2 separate regions of the Homo sapiens genome follow, and region 1 is linked to region 2. Evidence: chromatin loops called from intact Hi-C (ENCODE). Cell type or tissue: HepG2. All regions are shown on one strand. Each heading gives the region's core, and the rest is flanking DNA. Links, peaks and the distances in the headings are about the cores only.

Region 1 (5,380 bases), core at 220-5,219, 150 kb after region 2:
TCCTGAAAATTGCAGGCACATCTCTATATGATGAAATGCATTGGGGGTTGTACTACAACTATGAATCTTTTCTCTTGCCCCAGCCACACTCATTGGTACACTAACTGCTGTTTCCCACCAAGCACACACACCACTTTTCTAAAGAAACTCCTCCTGTTCTAATCCATCAAACAAAAGGTACATGAGTGGCTATTATAAGTAATACTGTGAGGATTCAAACTTCAATTGGAAAAAGATCTTGACTATAGTCTACCTGGGGAGGCATGACGGTCCATGCAATGACACCACCATCACACAGTCATGCAAGCTAGAGACTGAAGAGCCAACTCTGGCATCTCCCTGTTTCTCACCCTGTACTTTCAACCCATTACCACATCCAGTCATATCACTTCTTTCTATTTCTCCATACCTCCACCCGGTTCGCTCCATCTTTACCACCCTGGTCAGACTATCATCATTTCTTCCTAAACTACTGCAAAAACTTCTAAACTGGTCCACCGTATCTTCTCTTGGACTTCCACAATCAATTCATCCACTTCCTTTATTGCAAAAAACATGAATCTTGTCAATCTAATCACTTCAAATCCATGTTAGGAACACTGGTGACTCTTGAGAAAATACTTTCTCATACCCATTATCCTCCACTTCCAGCCATAGAGGGCTTCTGCCCCTTGCTCATACCAAGGTCCTTCCTACCTCAGGGCCTTTGCACATTCCATCACCTCCATAATGCCATCTCCCTCCCTCTTTAACTCTACTTATCCTTCAGATCTCAGCTCATCATGACTTCCTTAGGAAACTGCCCTAATTTATTTGACTAGGCCAAACTCCCTCAAACATGTACCCCCCTGGAGCACTTACAACAGTTGTCATGTAACATTTTATGCAATTAGTTTAGCTCCTTTAAAAACATTCTATAAAAGCAGAAACCTTGTCTGATTTTGCTCACCATGAAAATCGGTTACACACGTAGACTCTTTTGCTGAATGAATGAAAAGACAGAGATCTAAGTTTAACACAAAACAAAATGAAAAAAGTGCCTGAGAAAATGCAGGTATATGGCCCTGCAGGATTTTAAACCAGGAATTTCCTGGGGTCCCTTCACCCCAAAATAGCACTATGACACAGCATCTATTTGAGGAAGGGGAGAGAAACTATAATATCTTTGTCTGTCCTTTCTCCTGTTCCAAGCCTGGACATGAAACGGACAAGGAAAGAAGTAGGGTGCTGCATAGAAGCTTGGCCCTGTATGTTTGCTTTTGATAAAGGTAGGGGAAGGAGGTACCGGTAATAATACCCAAACACTTACTGAAAGAAAAACCAACTAAACCTACTGAAAGAGTTGTTCCAGGTAAACTTGACCCCTAACACCCCCACACAAGAACCATATCCCTCTGTGGAGGCCTTTCCATGATGTAGGTCATCATCCTTACATGAAGCTGAATATCTTTCCCCTCCTTTAAATGTCAATGGCATTTCTCTCCTTCAAAACCCAGTTTCTTCTCAAAATCTGCTACAATTTCCCCATCCCTCACGTAAGCTGAGCATATTTAAAATGCAGTCGCTCATACTGATGCACTTCTTATTAATTAACGTCTGATCTTCTTTCTTTTGAAATCCAGTTTCTCAAGAATGGCCCCAGGTTCTGACCATACCCTCTAGTCACGCACTGCCTCAGTACAGCACAGTGCAGTGGTCAAGAGCCTGAACTTAGGAGTCACATGGATGGGATGTGTGACCCTGGGACCAAAGGACAACTTCTCTGAGCCTTGGTTTCTGACTCTGTAAAACAGGGCTAGTAACGGCACCTAATTAAAAGAGTTGAAAGAATCCACAAAATGTCCTTAGCACAGTGTCCAGCACACTACATATGCACAGCTATTAATATTTTAATCAATATCACATAGAGGAAGCCTCAGATATTCACTGAAGTGAGCTCCTTATTCCTAAACCAAGAAGCTTATTAAAAACTTCTTAGAAAACTTCTTGGCCGGGTGTGGTGGCTCACACCTATAATCCCAGCACTTTGGGAGGCCAAGGGGGGCAGATCACCCGAAGTCAGGAGTTTGAGACTTGCCTGGCCAACATGGTAAAACCCCGTCTCTACTACAAATACAAAAATTAGTTGGGAATGGAGGCGTGCACCTATAATCCCAGCTACTCGGGAGGGTGAGGCAGGAGAATCACTTGAACCCAGGAGGCGGATGTTGCAGTGAGCCAAGATCGCACCATTGCACTCCAGCTTGGGTGACAAGAGTGAGACTCTGTCTCCAAAAAAAAAAAAAAAAAATTCTCATAGAAAGAACTTTAGACAGTTGTACCTGTGAGATAACACAGCCATCTATAGGGAGGCAGTGCTTACTGTACCTCTGCTGCAGATGACAATGGGACCTGACCTACATCCTAGTTACATATCCAGGAACTAATCATTAGCTACACCCACTCAAAAAATAAGGATGTGGGCGGTCCTTTACTCCTCCTGTCACAATGTATATTTTGTGTTTACTCAGGACACCATGAAATTCAAAGTACAAAGCACCATTTATACGTTTCTTTCTTTTGGCAGGAAGTCAATAAGTTCAAACGTCCACCAGCCAAGTCCAGATCTGACATATACAACCTACACAGGTGTATAGGACAATATAATCTGATAAGAAAATGAGTTTAGATCGCCAGATATTCACAGCCACTGGGTTCAACTGCTTCTTAGTGACACCTGGAATTCTTTACAGGAATTAAATGTGGCATAAAAATGAATATCTTACCAGAGGAAGTTTTCATTAAAATGTCCTCAGAATTTTTTTTTTCTCAGCTACCTCATTTTATCCAGGGAAAACTATGTGAAAATGAACAAAATAAAATTATAATCTGTATAGGAAATTTAGCAATCTGGTTACCCACGGCCAAGTACTCTGCAGTAAAAACCAAGACTGTGCAGGATTATAGGTGTTAAAAATAAAGAAACTACCAAATGAAGAAAGCATTCTTCTATGTAGTCGCAGGAGAAACACAGAGGTTTCTTTGCTACTACTTTGAGCCAGAAAAACAGGTTGTGGGCTGGGCACGGTGGCTCACGCCTGTAATCCCAGCACTTTGGGAGACTGAGGTGGGTGGATCACCTGAGGTCAGGGGTTCGAGACCAGCCCAGACAACATGGTGAAACCCCGTCTCTACAAAAAATACAAAAAGTAGCCAGACATGGTGGCGTGTGCCTATAATCCCAGCTACTCAGGAGGCTGAGACGGGAGAACACTTGAACCCGGGAGACGGAGGTTACAGTGAGCCGAGATTGTGCCACTGCACTCCAGCCTAGGCAACAGAGCAAGACTCCATCAAAAAAAAAAAAAAAAAAAAAAAAAAATACAGGTTGTGGATTGCAGCTTTCTACATCCTCAGCTTATAGATAATATTCCCAGTGTCAGTGGAAGAGGGCTAGTGTGGTGGGGTCCATGATCCCAAAAGGGTGAGAACAGGTCTCTGGGATGGCCAAGCACATATGTCTTTCTTCCGGACCCTTGGGGCAGCCAAATGCCCCACTGTCTATCTGAAAGCTACCTGCCCAGGGCATTCCTTTCAGGAAAAATTTCTGAAAGTCTTTACTGTACACAAAAGAACATTAACCCACTGGGTCTTGGGGAAAACTAATAGGAGATTTTAAGTTCAGCAATAAATGAACATTAAAGAAATCAGCTGGCCCGGCACGGTGGCTCACGCCTGTAATCATAGCACTCTGGGAGGCTGAGGCGGGCCGATCGTGAAGTCAGGAGATCGAGACCATCCTGGCTAACAGAGTGAAACCCCGTCTCTACTAAAAATATACAAAAAATTAGCCGGGCGTGGTGGCAGGCGCCTGTAGTCCCAGCTACTCAGGAGGCTGAGGTAGGAGAATGGCGTGAACCCAGGAGGCGGAGCTTGCAGTGAGCCAAGATGGCGCCACAGCACTCCAGCCTGGGCGACAGAGCAAGACTCCGTCTCAAAAAAAAAAAAAAAAAAAAGAAATCAGCTATACCCTTCCTCTACTGGTCAGATTTTATGTAAGTATCCACCCTGAAAAAGACCTGCTTTTTACACGGAATATACACGGAATATATTTCCAACAGTGACATTATTCATCAGCATATCTTTAAAGTATTTTCTGGGTAACTATTTGCCAGTCAGGAAGAAAAAGGAGCAGACACAGCAAAGCCTACAGTAAGACAGTCCTGGCAGAATGTGGCAGGACCCTGAAAGGCCCTGAAGAGCTCCAAAGATCAGCAGGACCGCAGGAACCAGGTTTGGGAAACAGGAGTGTCCTGAAGCCTGACACAGGCCACCTAGGACTCCTGTCTCCACAGAGCCCCATTTGACAGAGGCCCGGAGAGCTCCTGGGACTCTGAAATAGGACAGGAATGGAAACCAGAACTTCACTATCAGCACTTGTTTTTCTGGCTGCAACAGAGTTTTGTTAATTCCTCCAACACTTGTCAGAGGAGAGGCAGGGTAGGGAAAGGAAAAGGCAAGACAGTAAGGTTTGACTTTTAAATCATGTTCTCTTTTGCTCTCTAAACCTGACTTTTCACCTGTATAATGATAATACTCAAAACAGATTAAAAGACATCATTCAAATGGCATCTTCTCCCTCCCTGCTAATGTCTTCAGTCTTCACTCAAGAAAGGAAGTTGCATTCCTTTACAGGCAAGTGTTATAAATAATGCTTAGGGTTTTTTGTTTGTCTGTCACCCATGGCATTAGTCCTTCCTTCCAGTGGGACTGGGCTCTGAGAAGTCTTGCTATTTCCCAAAATCACTGTACATGCTCAAAGGTCATTTTAAAACCACCTAAAGTATTCAAAAGTATGTATGTTTAGAGCAATTCCAAAAAATGTTTTCAGCAATACTTTTTAAGGTGGTTTACTATCTTCCAGAGGGACTTCTACAAAAGGCAAACTCATCTGGAGATCAAATGGTTTTACACTTTCAAGTGGTCTCTGACTTTACAATTGCCCTGGGCCATCTATGCTGGCTCCAACTTTTCAGCAAGTTTCCTTGCTAAAGGGTTTTATACCTCTATATACCACTTCATGTCCTCCTTCCCCAGAAACATTTGAGGATAAAATCAGATATCAGTGACAGGTAACCCCCATGACTACAGATTTCAAGACTTTTTACCAATGTTCTGTGGAACTTTCATTGTGTTTTTAAAAATACGAACACACACACACACACTCACACACACAACTGAAACATAAACAAGAGGCACGGAAAGATACTAAACTTCAAATGGTGATAAGCGAAAGACAAGCTAAAATCATAATGACAGACCCCCATACAAACATCAGAATGGCTAAAATGAAAATGACTTATCAAACTAAGTGTTGGCAAAGAATGTGGAACAATGGAAC
Region 2 (5,380 bases), core at 292-5,291:
GTATAGAAATACTGCTAAAAGCATGTTTTTTTTTAAAAAATACACTCTTTATTTTAGAATAGGTTTAGATTTACAAAAAAGTGGTAAAGGAACATTTGTAACAATTAATGAATCCATAGTGATACATTACTATTAAATCAAGTTCATACTTCATTCAGATTTCCTTAGTCTCTACATAATGTCCTCTATCTATTCTGGGATCCCAACAAGTATACCACTATTACTTTGGTAATTAAAATTTGTATTGGTAAAAAATTGTATCAAGGAAACCACAAAAATTTATGACATAAACCATGGAGACAGTGCTCATGAATGGTAGAAGCCTCAAATATTAAATCTCCAACTATCTAGATACGGAAACCCCTTATTTCCTAAAGCACCCATGTTGAATACTTTCAAAGGCGGCTATTAGATGTGAAAAACTTCCCAGATATTCTATTTATTACAAAAAAAATGACCCACTGGAATCACTGGGCTGGAATTAGTCAGTAGAGTTTCCACTGTGAAGATTTGGTTCTGAGATCTGGCTTACTCACCAGTTTTTGTTCTTCTATAGTGTTTAATCCCCCTGGGATTCTTCTGCAAAAGCAAATGGAAATGTCAGACTATCCTCCCCAAAAAAGAATGGTTTTTAAAACATGTTTTGAATTGGAAGTTTCCTACAACACAAGCTCTTAAGTAATTGGCAAACAAAAGAAAAAGCTATGTTTAAAACAAGGTTTAAACATAGGGGACAACTAAAAACATTAACTCTCCTCTTTAATATTAAAACCCCTCTTTTATTAAAGGCTGTCTTCTCTTTAATAAATTTCATAATCAATTTTTAGCATGTAACTGTATAGCTATCTCTGCCAAAAAAAAAGGTGGGGGGGCACATCTTATTCAGAAGACAAAGAAAAAGAAGGCTTCCACAAATTATTAAGATTCAAAGGATCCATCAGCCACCTACATTCTGTGGAGTGGGACTGGCTGCAGACTAATCTAATCCTTAAAAGGTATACTAGAGAAAAACTAGAACAATTTCCTCTTGTCAAAACACATTCATATCTTCAAATATAGTTTTAAAGAGTTTTGGTTAAAATGACCTGAAGAACAGCTGCAAACAGCTCCTGATTTCCATCTTCCATTCCTAATGGAAATTCAGAAACAGAAGGTACCAACATCTCCATTTCTGAATCAACAAATTTTCATTTTAAATTACAATGACACAATAAAGGAATCCTATTTTGACTCATTTTCCAGCGGACAGTAATTCTAATATAGCTTACTTTCCAAAAGCAATAAACAAACAAACAAACAAACAAAAAACCCAAAGCACTGCCTACGTGAACCAACCGTCAGTGCAAGATGGGCGGCATGCGCTGACATGGTGCTTCAGAGACTGTGCCTCTGTGTCTTCTCCCAAAGCATACACATAGAATGACTTTGCACCAAAGTAGTTCTCCTGGCAAATCGATCTTCAATGCTAACTTTCCAAAAATATGCACATATTCAGTAAAGCATATGGATCTATAATGTTTATGAATACCCTATTAATAATTTATTATTTATGAATCCTGTTTTTATATATTTTGCCCCATGACAGGTACACTCAGTATGAAATGCTGAATTATAAAGCTCCTCACTATGTCTTGACATGGTTTTTGCCTTTATGTGTAAAGTCACATGAGAAATAAATATTTTTAAAGTTCTGAAGATGAAAGGCATAAGGAAGCATACATTCCACAGTTTTGTCAGGAAACACAAGAGACTGCTTTTCTAGCTTTTCCGAGACTTCATTGCTTCCCCATCAGTGCTCTGTTCTGGCCTAGCCATGAAAAATCAAGAAGCAAGGATGATACACCTATTTAGAAGGAAAATGTCTCAAGGTTTCCACCTGCCTGCTCTGGGTAAGATAAAACTTAGTGGGGTATATCTGAAAATCTAAGAGGACCATAAAGTTTCTGTGATATTTCTATTCTTTACTTAAATTCAAAAACGTTGCTTTAAAAAAAGAAAAACCACACCTGATACGTTGGAATTGAGAGGTTCTCTGAGGTGTCTGCCACCTCTCCCAGGTGTTGCCAAAAAAGCCAGTCTTCATGCTGTGATGAGCCCCTCCATCTCCAAAATAAGTGTTCTAAGAAGAAGGTCTATTTTCCTGTACTCAAGGTTTGGCATATCCAAAGGCCACAGGGTAAACTGCTAAGGCCAGGCAGGCTTGCTACAGGAGAGCCACCTCAGGACTCTAAGAGTACCTAGGATAGACAGGCCTTAAAGCCCATTACACTCAATCCCCTACCTTCACAAGGGAGGCCACCAAGGGCCAGAGAAGAGCAAACATGACCCAAATCATTAACTCAGGCACAGCTCTGGTTCTTCTAGTTTCTCTGCTAGTCACAGCAATTGCACTTGTTAACAATCCACAGATGAATGACATCCATTGTCTCAGTTATCAGCTCAACGTTTGCCTTCTCCCTGAAATCCTCCTCATGCATTCAGTATTTAGTCCAAACTGATCTAAATATCTTTGATCTATACTTTTAGGTTAAAAGAACCCTAAAGAACATTGGCCATGTGCTTGTTGCCATCCTCTATGACATCCACGTGACGTGATACTACCTAGTAACAGAAAATTTACTACTGCTTGTGGATGGATGCCCTTTTACTCCATGTACAGGAATATATGAATATGGTTTTTGAGTCCCAGAAAATAAATCTGGTTTGCCTTTCATTTACAATTCTCAGATATCTGAACTTAGTGTTCATGAATTTGCACTTATCCAGGGTAAACATGCCTAGCTTCTTTCTCTATGTTAACACATTGCCTGGTCTCCTTACGCAGTTGGTTAATCCCCCTCTTCTTCAGCTAGGTTAGTATCTTCTTCAGGGCAGGACACTCCGACAACACTTTCTGTATATGACCTGCGAAACTTCTACTTGCCCCAATCGCTTTGAGTTCACAAAAAAGGAGGGAAACATTAGCTATTTCTGATATTTTATTCTGATATAATTCTCAATTGGTGCCAATTTTTGAAATATTACATAGTGGTTAAAAACACCTTGCTTTGGAGTCAAAAAGACCCAGCTACAAGTGCCTGAGCTGCCATTTCTTATCTGTACGATTTTGGTTGGGATACTTTATACCTCCATGTTCTTACCTATAAAATAGGAACAATAACAGTAACTGTAAATCCAAGTTATTATAAAGATTATAAATGATAATGCATCTAATGACCTTAATACAGGACCTGACATATTAAGTATTCAATAAATGCTGGTTATCATAATAACCATCTCTGAGAAATCTTTGCTATCTAGAACTCATCTACAATTCAGATGACATGTTCTTGTTATTTTATTCTGGAATTTGGTAGTATTAATTACTCTGTGGATTGCCAACAATTCTGTTCACCCTTTATGACTTGTCATTTCACATTAACTTTAACTATTTACACATTTGCCAACACTTTGTGCAGTCTGAACTTAAACCTGGTATTCAAAGTAACACTCTCATACTGTATCACATTATTCTTGTGCCACATGCATTTTAGCTACCTTAGAATTTTAAAAAACACCAATAAAGCAATTGAGAAGGACTTGTAACTAATAAGTAGATAAATCCAGATTAAAATCCAAGTTTCCCAACTCCTAGTCAAGCATTGTAGAATATCTTGCTGTTTCTTTCTTGAATCCAATCCACAGGTATTGAGCTATGCCTTCTACTTTCTGAACCCTCCCAAAAGAGTCATGAAATCCCTTGCATTGAGTTTCTAAACAATAAACATGCAACTACAGAATTTCATCTAGCTTCTGTCCTACCCAAAGTGACATCAGGACTCAAAGCATGAATGAGAAGGTATTTTGGCAGGAAAGGTATTATTTTACTTCCAGAAATGTATAAGCTCTTGATAGTTAAGGCCTTAACAAAAAGCTTCCTAAACTATTATAATACATATAACATTTCTCTACACTTTGGTGCTTTATTTCATTATGACTTTTATAAAAAGCGGTAAAGGTAAATCATGTATTCATCCTTATTTTTTTTCCTGAAAATCAGCAAAATTCTGAACCTGTTAATTTATCATCACTAGCAACTAAGGAATTCTCAACAAAAAGTAAGCATCATACTTAGAACACATTCCCAACTATTAATTTTTCCACTTTCATGATTCAATTTTAATCTCATAGCAAAGATGAAAAGGTTTATCTTTTAGAGGAAATTCACTCTCCTCAGCCCTTCTTCCTAAAATCTATATTTGGATTCAACAGTCAGTGGTCTCAAACATTAATGGAGGCTTCCATTGAGCCATTACTCTTTTTCTCTTTTTGTTTTGCAAACAGGGCTTATTAAATCTTTGCTGTAGGCACCAGGGATGAAAAACAGTGAGAATGTGCTGATGTGAAAGGTTTCACTGAACTCAGGCAAATCATTTCTGATTTGCCACAACTCCCTAATAGTAAATGCCCCAAAAGTACACTATTTGGGTGGCAAATATAAATTACCATCACATAAAACACACTAAAGGAAAACCAAAACCCACCCCTCTCCCTGTGCCAGGGGTTTAAGGCAGAGATGTTGACTGCAGATGCTTCCCACTAAGTATCGTCAAGTCAGCGTAAAGAATACATTTTTGGTGCTAATGCAGCTTGATGCAAGTCCTACTAGCAGTGAGGGAAGGAAATTGCTGCATATTTTAGGACACACTGCATTTCTTTATTTTTGCTATTCTCCACTCTATTTTAAGCTTAGACACACTCATACAAAATTAAGTTTAATACACAGTTTAAAGACATATAGTACACAATTTTAATAATTAATCACGTGATGATAAGGAAAGCAAAGCCAATATACTTCTGTTCTTCATGATTCATAGAAAAGGTAACCAAATTCCAGGTCAAGACCATGGTCTGAACACATGCCTTTACTTGTGGTTTCTCTTAAACCTCACTAAAGTGACTAAGGAGATTATCTTTTAAAGGCACAAACCCAAAGACAAATGAAATGGAAGAGAACACAACATCAACAAAACTTTGCAAGCTATATTACAAATGGATAGGTGGTTAATGACCCAAACAGGCACAAGAAAGCTAAAACCTAAGCTGGCAGTAGGGAAAAGCCACAAAGCAACCCACCCAATATACATCAGAGAATCTCCCCAAATCTAAGGATTTTAAGGCATCATCACTACCTTTGGAAGTAGGGGTGAGATAGAGCTAAGATAGAAAAAATGGGCTGGGTGCGGTGGCTCACCTCTGTAATCCCACCATTTTGGGAGGCCGAGGTGGGCAGATCATGAGGTCAGAGGATCGAGCCCAGCCTGGCTAATATGGTGAAACCCCATCTCTACTAAAAAATACAAAAATTAGCTGGGCGTGGCAGCATGTGCGTGTAATCCCT

The links. A loop is a pair of places that touch in the nucleus more often than their neighbours do. Peaks named below come from ENCODE experiments on the same cell type or tissue, not always from the same donor. Only the 100,000 strongest peaks of a DNase experiment are listed, where the experiment ranks them.
Region 1: a loop joins it to region 2, with 3.0 times the contacts of the local background. A loop is called at or near these places in 6 of 110 quality-filtered maps.

What each region holds. Positions count from the first base shown.
Region 1 is chr14:25,032,881-25,038,260 of GRCh38, forward strand. All of the region lies in intron 1 of STXBP6 (syntaxin binding protein 6), which reads right to left. Among named protein-coding and RNA genes, the nearest start is that of STXBP6, 15 kb to the right of the region's middle. In HepG2, for the core only: a CTCF peak has its summit at 2,350; a DNase peak (open chromatin) is centred at 2,491; H3K4me3 peaks cover 353 bases.
Region 2 is chr14:24,883,229-24,888,608 of GRCh38, forward strand. All of the region lies in intron 2 of STXBP6 (syntaxin binding protein 6), which reads right to left. Among named protein-coding and RNA genes, the nearest start is that of STXBP6, 160 kb to the right of the region's middle. RefSeq lists a silencer at 2,255-2,549. In HepG2, for the core only: no CTCF peak of the experiment used is centred there; a DNase peak (open chromatin) is centred at 2,393.